Linked DNA regions of Mus musculus: region 2 is linked to region 1. The links are chromatin loops, found by intact Hi-C in ENCODE. Cell type or tissue: heart. All regions are shown on one strand. Links, peaks and the distances in the headings refer to the core of each region. The heading gives the core; the rest is flanking DNA. Region 1 overlaps Gm52552 (a long non-coding RNA gene). Region 2 holds the start of Fbxw2 (F-box and WD-40 domain protein 2).

What was found. Peaks named below come from ENCODE experiments on the same cell type or tissue, not always from the same donor. Only the 100,000 strongest peaks of a DNase experiment are listed, where the experiment ranks them.
Region 2: a loop joins it to region 1, with 2.8 times the contacts of the local background. A loop is called at or near these places in 1 of 42 quality-filtered maps.

The regions. Positions count from the first base shown.
Region 1 is chr2:34,968,288-34,973,661 of GRCm38, forward strand. The region is part of intron 2 of Gm52552 (a long non-coding RNA gene); the gene reads left to right. Among named protein-coding and RNA genes, the nearest start is that of Gm46733, 8.3 kb to the left of the region's middle. In heart, for the core only: CTCF peaks have their summits at 2,251 (motif pointing left) and 2,455; a DNase peak (open chromatin) is centred at 2,254.
Region 2 is chr2:34,823,419-34,828,792 of GRCm38, forward strand. It overlaps Fbxw2 (F-box and WD-40 domain protein 2), which reads right to left and starts at 2,817. Exons shown (of 8, transcript NM_013890.4): 1 at 2,754-2,817; 2 at 2,544-2,652. It also overlaps a transcript of Gm34653 not described here. In heart, for the core only: no CTCF peak of the experiment used is centred there; a DNase peak (open chromatin) is centred at 2,823; H3K4me3 peaks cover 1,883 bases; H3K27ac peaks cover 1,343 bases; H3K27me3 peaks cover 702 bases.

The sequences.
Region 1 (5,374 bases), core at 184-5,183:
TTTGAGGGAAACTATGTGTAACCACTCCTCTGATGGATTCCTCTTACAGCTCAAGCTAGACGAATTCCCAGCACAAGCCAAGACTTGGGAGTAGGAATGCAGGGTAGGAGTATAAGACTGAGAATCAGGGCAGTAGCCTTTGTTCCTCAAAGAATCCCATACTGGGGGGCCAGGAGGGCTATGAAAGGGGGCTGTTGCTTGCTCATCATTTTTGACCTCCTTTCCTTACACAGGGGAATGGGGAGCCCAGAGAGAGAACCCAGCTTGCACCGTCTGTTCAAGGGCCACATACATCTTCTGTCTCCCTGCCTTTTGTTCTAGAACTACTCAGTAATACCTTCTACTTTTGGTGCTTTGTTTATTTTTCTGCTCAGATGACGATCTCTCTTCAAGACAGGACCCCAAGGGCCAAGGGGCAGAATAGACATGACTCTGAAGGCCCCTGTAAGCCCTACCCTACCTCTTGAGTGCAGTGGGAGCCCAATTAATATTTGTTAGAATAGATTTGTCATCCTAAGAGGACCCAGTGACACCAGGAAACCATCATTCCTGGGCTTCACATCTGTGGGCTTCCAAAATGTATTTAAGGATCTCATTTTTAAAAAGATGTCTAAATACTTTCTGGGGAGGTCATTGTCTACCATATTCCAGACCTATTCTTGCAATACACGAATACATACGTGTGTATGGATACATGTGCATATGTGTGTGGGCGTGCAAGCCTGTGCAGGCCAGAGGCTGTTTTTAGGGCGAGGCCATCATCACCCTCTGCCTCATTTATTTTGAGACAAGGTCTCTCACTGAACCCGGAGCTCAGTGATTTGGCTTCATGGCCAGCATGCCCCAGGGATCTCCTTGGTGCCAGCAATACAGGTGCATGCTGCTGTGCCCAGCTCCTTATGTAGGTCCTGGGGAGCCAAACCCAGGTCCTCAGGCGACCACGGCAAGCATTTTGCCAGCTCTTTTCTGTAACTAGTGTCTGGCTCGTAGCCACAGATTTCCACAGAAGACAGTCAGGCACTCTCTGTCCTCCGTTGGGACCAGAGAGGATGGGGGAGGCCAGCTCTCTAGCATCAGCTCCTGGCCCTGTCCTTCTCCTTCCCAGAGAACACGTCTACACAAAGCACCCCCGAGCTGCCTTGGATCCCCTCCAAGCACTGCCCTGGAAACCAACCAGGCAAGAGAGGCTAGGGTGCCCCTGGGAAGGACACGTCTATTGAGGAGCAGTAGCTGTGGCATGCAGGCACACACATGCTCATGGCTGCAGAACCCTCCAAAGGAAAGTGGAAATCTAGATTTTTTTTTTCCTGTGATACCATCATTTTTAAGAACACACCACGAACAAAAGTCAAAACCAACCAACCAACAGCAACAAAAAGCCCCTCAAACCACATGAGATTGTCCACATTTCCTGTCTGTGGGCCACTGGGTGAGACCTCTGGTGGAACCTGGCATCCCATAAACATCGTCAGTAAAGGTGTGGATTTGACGAGATGCCACTCATGCAGGCTGGACACATTCTAGTGTTTATCCAGATGTGGATTTACGACCAGGGTCATCACTGAAAATTGGCACATGCATGTTCTCTCTTAGGACATGGTCTTAATACTTAGATTTCTCCTCCAAGAAGAGCAAATGTTGAGGAAGCTGCCAGGTGTCACCCAGTGAGTGGGCGGCTGGATTGGAACGCCAGGTTGTCTGGCTACAAATCCAGTGTCTGTCAGTACCACTCAAGCTGCCTCTCTGACACCCAAAATGAAACTGCATGTTAGTTTGCTAAGCCCCATGAGGTTAGCGATGGTATCTTTTTAAATCATGTCTGCAAAAAGAACATAGAAATCATGCAACATGCAACTTGAGGGATTGTACTTACAGCTGCACACAAATATGCATCCAGACGTGGTACACATAAACATACATAACCAGTTATGGATGCATGTGCATACCCACGCTCCATCATGCATGCCATTGCCCTCATCTCTCACTTCCTAGGGCATCTGAGTCTAGATTGGGCCACCCCACAGTCTCTCTGCCTGCCCTGTGCCAGCCTCATCTAGTCTTCACCGAGAGTTTCCTGGAAATCTGACTGCGGCTGTGGTCTTTTTTCCCTAACCCAGGAGACAAATCGGCACTTTTGTTTTTTCAAAGTCTGGGTTTCGTAAACCTGGAATCCTTCCTTAATTTTTCCACTAGAAATTTCCTTGGCCTATTGCCTTTTTCCAGGACTTCGGCCAGGAGGTCACACTTGGAGCGCCCTCTGCTGGGCACCGTTCCCCCAACCTAGTGGGCACTTGCAGAGGGGATGTGGTCTCTCTCATATGTCATCAAACAGGGAAACCAAGGGTGGCTAAGGGGATGGGAGGGGGAGGGTGATGCTGGGATGTGTGTGCTCATCCTAAGTATGTGCTAATGTGTGTGCTACCAGTGGGTGGACTTGTGTGTGTTTTCATTATTGAAAATAAAAGAGAAAAGTAATTCTGAGTTCCAACTAAAGGTACTGGACTCTACTTAGGGCCCTTGAGTGGGACCAGTGACAGGAGTAGGGACATCACCTAACTCAGCCTTACTCTTCAGTGCCCATCACATTTAACAGGTGGGAAGCTAAGACACAGAGAGGTGTTGAGAGAGGGGTGGGAGGGTTGTTTTTGAGCACCTGTCCACAGATAGTTAAACCTGCGAAATCTCTGCCATTTACCTACGCCTCTTGAGGTGCCTAGTTTTGTTCTCTATTTAAATATTAAGACACAGAAGTCTCACGTAAGGAAGAGAAGGGAGAATTGTCTTGGGTTTTGAATCCAACCCGCTGTCCTCTCGTCTTCAGAGACTCTTGGATTTCCCCATTTGGCCCAGAGCAGAGGCTGAGACAAGACACAGCACAGTGCTCCAGCTCTGGGATGAAAGTCCTTGCTTGTGACTCTTCCTAGGGTGCTGTTCCCAGCCCTGATGGGGCTCTTGGAGCCCTGGGCTTCAGTGGGGAGTAGGGACCCAGAGCCAGAGCAGTGAGTTCAGGACCAGGTGCCTCTCTAGATACTCGGTTCTGCTTTGCAGCTGTCCTGAAAAGAGAGCAGGTCCTGGAAGGCGATGGGTTTGCGTTTCATTTTAAAGGGTTCTGGTTAATGGTGCAAAGAAATGCAGAACGTATTTCAGCATCACGAGACTCTTCCCCTGGCTTTTGGTCCCACCTGGCTTCCCTTCCCACTCGGCCTCATTTACACAAAGGACTGCCTGTCCTCATCTCCTTTTATGACTCCTGTCTGAAATCCAAATCCTGGCCATTATTTTTAATCGACTGAATCATTAATTGTTTTTCTTTAAGCATGTCAGGTCAGAGGTCAACTTTGGGTGTTGCTTCTCAGCAGCCGTGTACCTTGTGTTTTGAGACAAGGCTAGCTGGCCAGCTAGCTCCAGGGATCAGGTCTCTTACCTCTTCCTTTCTAGAGCTGGGATCACACACACACACATCACCACAGCCAGTTCTGGAGATTGGACTCAGTTCTTCATGCTGACACGGCAAGCATTTTACTAACAGAGCCTTCTCAGCCCAATCCTGGTCACTCTTTAAAACCCTTCTCAGAGGTCACCTCTGTGGAGCCTTCTCTCCAGAGTCCAGCAAGTCTACTCTGCCTCGCTCTTCTCTCACAGGCCCTGTTGTGGGTGGAACATCCTGGGAAACTAGCAGGTTCAACTTTGATCTCCCCCATACAGGCATCACAGTGTGCATGTGATGTGTACACTTTATATGGCTTTTGTATACTGTCCCAGTAAGAACTGTTAAAGACTGGGGTTGAATGGGAGTTTGCTAAAGAAAGCAAGAGATAAATGAGCTTTTCCACTTCTCAAGTCAAGAAAGGGAAGCTTTCTGGAGTTGATTCAGAGTTAGTCCATGGCATGGTGGTTTGAGGAGCAGAGACCGCACAAACACTGTCTCATAGAATGGAAAGCCTGGAGGTGGGCAACCACTTAGACAAGCAAGGCAGAGGGAAAATGGCTCTGCTCTCATCAGCCTGAGCTCCTCCTGTTCTTGTGTACAAGATGACGGCCGTACACAAAGGAGATGTGAAGTCCTTCTAGGCCTATCTCACATGCGGTGGAGGGGACAAGTCACAGAATGGGGAGGGATCAGAGAGCAGCGGGTCCTGCTGGATTCAGACAGCTGCAGAAGTTAGCAATGTGCTGCTGCTATAGGGCAGCATCAAACAAGGACAAGGAGTTGTAGAGACTGCTCTAAGGAGATGTCTGGAGCCCCACCCACAAGTGCACACAGAGCCAAAGCCCTTGGGAGCCATCTTACAAAGCTCTGATCAGGTGAGAGTTCTTCTGTCGCTTGCCTCCATGTCTCCTCCCTACCCATCTCTGCCCAGGCAGGGCAGCGGAAGATGTGAATACACTCAGTGCCACTGGAGCTCAGTCAGAAGACACTGGGATAGTAAATAGCACACCACACATTTAAGATTTATCACCACAATTGTCAGCAGAGACGCCATAGCTAGAAAACAGAGGAGGGAGGTCTTGAGAGCAAAAACAGCCACTGCAATCAAACCTCCAGCTATAGGAATCCACCTGTGGTGGGCCCTGCCAGCATGGGTAAAATGTCTGCATCTTAACTCAAGTTTGGAATCTTTCTTTTGTACGGGCGGGACTGAATACTGAATGTCATTTGCTGGCGGTGTGACCTCTAGGACCTCCTACCTCTCAAGGCTGATCAAGGTTGGCATAGGTGTTTAAGGCTTCAGTGGAAGGCAGAGACAGGACTCCATTTTCTTTGCTCCTGGATAAGCTCTTGCAGGTGGTAAGGAGAGAATGTGATTCCTGAGTGTATGTAGTGAGTTTTGTCTGCTGCATTCAGGTACCACATTTGTTACACTCTGAAATGAATCTCTTCTAGTTAGTGCTTCCAGTTGCGGGTGTTTGCTTTCTGCCTTGCAGCTAAGAGTGTGTGCTTGCCTCAGTCAGAGACACTTAACCGTCAGCACAAAACTCGGCTGCATCAGGCTTCCGGCTTCCTCCTTCTGGGGACCCAGCTGTCCTCAGGGTGAGGGGCTCCCTTTTATCCTCACGCCTGGGTTGGAAGTTCTAAGACAACCAACTTCTGACCCGGTGCTCTGCTGCAGCACAGACTATAATTCATACCTGCCCGGCTCCAGATCCCGTGCTTAGGACAGAGCAAGACCCCATCTTGAAAAAGCTTACAGGGAGTGATAAACCACAGGGGCAGGACAAGCTGCTTAAAGGAAAGTAAAAATTCTGAACTCGGGTATCAGGTAGAAATGCAGGTAAGGAGTGCACACATTGTGGCCACAATGGAGTGGCCGAGTCCTGGATGGCCATGAGTGATACACTGGTTAGTTTATGTCTGGTCAACTTGACACAAACT
Region 2 (5,374 bases), core at 220-5,219, 140 kb before region 1:
AAAACATATTTTTAAAAATCATGATATAGTAAACAAGTCAGAGGAACATGTTAGTGTGTGACTTGCTCCTTTTTAAGTCTAACACATGCCACATGCACTGTCACCAAAAAGATTTATAGAACATTCATTCATAAAGAGTATTCTAGTCTACATACAACCTTCCACTCAAACCATTACAAAACTACCTCCTTAGTAATTTACTTCCTAAATGCACTCTATTTGGGAAGTTACAAGAATGGCACCAACATATAACATATACAAATCTCTGGAGCTGTGACCTCTGTATCAGTTATGCTACTAGGTGCAACCTGACCTGCCACCCAGATCACAAAATTTGGTTCTACAATAAATGTTGAAGCAAAAAGATGTGAGGAAAGAAAAAACAAATGTGTGCTAAGCTGTGTGCCTTGGGTATTCTGGTATTCCATTCCTTTACAGTACTGTCTGTTAGAACATGGATTGCTAAAGGCTACAGTTTGCTTTTATAAGCCTCACATAAGCTAGTGACAGCTCTTAACTGTGTTCCCTACAGAGCCATGAGGGTCCTTGTAGCCTGTAAGATAAAGCAAATTAACAATCTCCATGATGCTGGCACAGTGAAACATACAATCTTAGCTTCTTAGAGGCTGCCCTTACAAGATAACTAAGTTAGAGATCAACCTGGGAAATATGTGATCATGGAATGCTCAACTAAAGTCTAAGCTTCCATTTGTAAAACAGAAGCTATTCTAACTTAGCAGTGTGCGAATCAGAAAAGCTGCAGTGATACGGCACATCTAAGCCGCTAACTGCTTCCTTAGCTCTTTTCTTTCTGCACACCCCCCTTGCTATCTTGTGCCTCTCACCCTTCTCAATGTAAACACTTAACTTGTTCTGCAGTCCTCAACAGAAACAATCACAAAGCTCTGAGGAAATGTGTAGTATGATAAACATTCCTAAATTGGGAGATGAGAGCATGAATTTGGTTTCTGCTTCTAAGCAATTATATTTATGTTGGTCCTAATAACTGAAGCAGCGCCTAAAAATATCACGCTTGATTCTAACATGGTTCATAGAAGAAGTCAATACTACTGCCCTTACCAACAAAGAGGCTAGGGCCCAAGAGGCAGGGTGGCTCAACCAGAGTTACACAGGAGCAGCAGCTCAGTAGTACCCAATCTCCACCTGCATCTTCTACAGGCAAGGCATTATGGGTGTAAACTCAATGTTTTCCCTCCTTCTAGTCTGCATAACCTATGCAGGTAAGGAATCAAGGCTTCAGGCCTGTGAGATGAAGTGCTTACTGAAAAGCCTGATGACCTGGGTTGGATACCCAAAACCCACGTAAATTTGGGGGGAGAAAACTGACTCCATAAAGCTGTATGCAAAACCACGCACGCACACACTGGCATATACATGCTCCCTCCAACATCCTACATAGACACAGACATATAGACACACTAAAAATCATTTTTTTAAAGAACAAAAAATAAATACTCATTGTTGTTGGGAAGGTTGTCTCCTTGCCTCCCCTTTCACAACCAGTTAAAAGGTAGGCCAGGCGTGGTGATACATGCCTTTAATCCCAGCCCTCGGAGGCAGAAGCAGGCTCTGTGAGTTTGAGGCCAGTCTGGTCTACACAGAGGATTATGTGTACAGAAAAGTATTCTGTGAATATTGAGGAAGCTGATTAAATATTGCTTCAAGAGAGAACTGGAAAGAAAAGGGATGAAGTCCCTTTTAACAAAACATCTTTTTGTATTTAAAACCATGTGACTACACTATTGTAAAGATCTTTTCCTCCTTTTGCTTGTGATATTTAGAAAATTGTTTTTACTGTTCCTTTTTGTTTTGCTTTTTGTTTTATTTTGTTTTTTGAGACAGGCTTTTGCAGTGAAGCCCAGACTGGTCTCACAATTCACAAGACTGGAGTGCTGGGACTGCTGGAGTCCACAACCACCCTTGGCCTAAAAGCCATTAATTTAGAGACTAATCTTTTAAACCTTTGAAAGAATACAAATAATGTTTATAAAACACGGGCTCTGAAATTTCACTTGTTGGGTAACCATGGGCAAATCATTTCTTGTGTTTCAAGCCAAATTTCCTCACTTGTAAACTGTCGCCTGGTACTGTTTTACCTACAAGATTGTTAGGGTTAAACAGCGTTCTGTACAGTATCTGGCACACTATAAGCCTACAATAAATGCCAGTTACTGTTATAATGTAGTACTAATACTGTCATTTCTCCCCTTTTAAAAAGAAGCATCATCTCAAATACACACCTGTTTTCAAGGCATACACACAAGCATGGTGCCTTCCTACACATACTACTACGTTCTGCATTTTATAAACCACCTGTCCACATTTCATCATCTTTAATTAATTAAAGTGCTAGCCTTGGGGCATCAATGTTAACTCGTTTCGCGGCTAGGAAAAACCGAAGCACCAGAAGGCAGGAACTCTTAGCTCTAATTTTCCTGTCTAAAATTAACTCCGAGTCTCTCAGCCCGTTCGTGACTCCCTTGGTCCCCTGCTCCTGGAGCCGTGTTCCGCGCGGCACTGACCTGAGCGAGCGCCCCGGGGCCCGGGACCTCGCGCCGGGCTCACACCGACTAGGCGCGCTCGGGCCGCCAGAGCGTCGCAGCGGCCGGGTCCGCTCCACAGCCATGGCGCCTGCGGGGAAAGGGAGAAAACAGGCCGGGGCGGCGGGTCAGTAACGCCGCGGGCGCTGGGGATTCCTGTCCAGCCCGGCCCGGCCAATCGCAAATACAGACCTGGACCTACGGCCGCTGCTCTGGGTCCGCAGCCTCACAGGGGAGCGGCTTCCGGTGCTGCTGCGTCATCTCCGCGCGCCATTCCGGCGCCCAGCGTCGGGCGGAAGCGGCTCTACTTCCGTCTCTGCCCTCCAAGTACCTGGGAAAGAATGGCCCCGACTGTGGAAAAGGGCCGAACATGTGCTGTACCACCGTCTGCGCTTACACCTTATGATCCTGAGCAAGGTGGACCTCTAGATTTGCACAATGTTTATTTTCCTCATCTACTTTTTTTTTTTAACCAAGTTAGGGTAATATTTCACAGGAGAGAAAGGGCTAAGGCTCCAAATCCACATGTGACGATATTCAAACAGCCCATTGACACCTGGCACCTCCCAAACACGATTCTGACACAGCTGAACAAATCCCTAACTGCGCGAGGTCTATGTCTAGTCGTAGGAGGAAGACAGGACAAATAACAAAGTATACTGCAGGAAGCAAGGACAAAACATGGTAAGGGAGTTGGGTAGGGGCTGGGTTAAGCTCGAATCCCAGGACATACATGCACGCTGTCCAAACGTGGCCACTTAGCCACGGAGACAGCTGTTCTCCGAAGCGCTTGTTACATATCAGCTAACTAGCGTGAAGCCTTTAGTCCCCCCAGATAGAAGTGGTAAGCAAGAAGCTCTATAAATGCTGCTGTGTGAAAGCTTTGCCTGTCTGTTTGATGGGACAAGGTTTTTCTGTAACTCTGGCTGACCGGGACCTCGCTCTGTAGACCAAGCTGGTCTTGAACTCAAAGATCTGCCTGCCTCTCCCAATAGCTTGGGACTAATGAATGGTGTGCGCCATCATTGCCCAGTTTTTGGTTTGTTTGTTTTTGTTTTTCCTATTTAAAGCTTTTGTTTCCCTTGGGTTTTTTTTTTTTTTTTTTTTTTTTTTTTGGGTTTTCGAGACAGGGTTTCTCTGTGTAGCCCTGGCTGTCCTGGAGCTCACTTTGTAGACCAGGTTGGCCTCGAACTCAGAAATCCCCCTGCCTCTGCCTCCCGAGTGCTGGGATTAAAGGCGTGCGCCACCACGCCCGGCTAGGGTTTTTTTTAAGAGTTATTTATTTTATGCGTATGAGTACGCTGTAGTTGTGAGCCTTCATGTGGATGATGGGAATTGAATTTAGGACCTCTGCTCACTCCGGTCAACCCCGCTCCCTATGTGAGACCGGCGCTCGCTCAGTCCCAAAGATTTGTTATTATAAATAAGTACACTGTAGCTGTCTTCAGACGCACCAGAAGAGGGCGTCAGGTCTCATTACAGGCGGTTGTGAGCTACCGTGTGGTTGCTGGGATTTGAACTCAAGACCTTCAGAAGAGCAGTCAGTGCTCTCACCCACTGAGCCATCTCACCTGCCCTGTTTTCCCTTGTTTTACAGCAGCCGCCAGAGCAACAAGGCGAGAAGGGCAAATGCTAGGAGGAAAGGGAGAAGGAGTTAACAGTTCTTATACAAGCCTTGGGTGTCTGGTCTCTTAGATCTAATTAGATCTCTTAGATCTGTAGATCTAATTCCTTAGCCCTTAACGCCTGCTAGTGTTGCAACTCTTGGCCCACAATCCCTGAGAATCTTGGCTTTAAAGACTTGACAACCAAGCTAGAGATAGTGGCCCGGGTGCATACTCCCAGCACTTTAGAGGCAGAGGTAGCATAATCAAGAGCTCAAGGTCTCCTTTCCGGGTTGGGGAGGTGAGCAGGACCCACAGTCTCCCTTCTCAGTTGTTACAAACTTTTCTTCTTCAGCCCTCTCTTGCTTTCTATTTCTTCTGTCCTTCCTCCATTCCTGACCACTCTGAAGCCTCTCTGCTGCTGCTCCAGCTGTCACTTTCTAAGTTTTCCATGCTGACTGATTCTCTTGCTGCCACCATGAGTTTCCCATCTGCCATCAGTAAGCCTTTCTCTGCTGTCTGTGTAACCAGTTCACGGTACTGAGAGTTGGTGGGATCACTGGTGAGACAGGCTTTTTACTAGGCTTAATGTTGCAACAGGAGGGGGAGAGGTGTAGGACACTGTCTCCCAGCCAATCCCAGTCATCTGAGTGACTTGATTGCAACACTCTTGATTACACAGCCAGAGAAGGGACTGAATCAGTCACAATTATGAAAGTTTATGTTTGGGCCAATCTCAGCCTTTCTCCTTTGAACCAGTCATAGCAGTCAGAGAAGCTTTGAGGCTCAAGAAGTGCCCCACCTGTCATCTAATTTCACTAATAGTTTCAAGGTCATCTAATTTCAAGGTCATCTAATTTCACTAATGCTTGGGATAGCCAGGAATCTGGTACAAGCTGTGTCTTAGAACCCTGATGGGTTGTACCTTCTGGATCTGGGGCAATCATCTGCAATTGTGCATTCTTTTCAAGGCATCCTCGGAGTGTTCAAGGCGCTGGCGTAAGGGTAGTATCGACTAGCTATTTGACTAATAGTTTCTTTGCTTAAGGCATTGAGGGTGCAAGGCAGAACCCAACAGTTGTTAATTAGGGAGTCAAAATTGTCACATTCCCCCAGCTTCTTATTCATATGAAGTGAATATTAGACAGGTAGCTTTCAGTAAGGATTTAAATAACTTATCATTAGCACTAATAATGATTTTTACTAGTC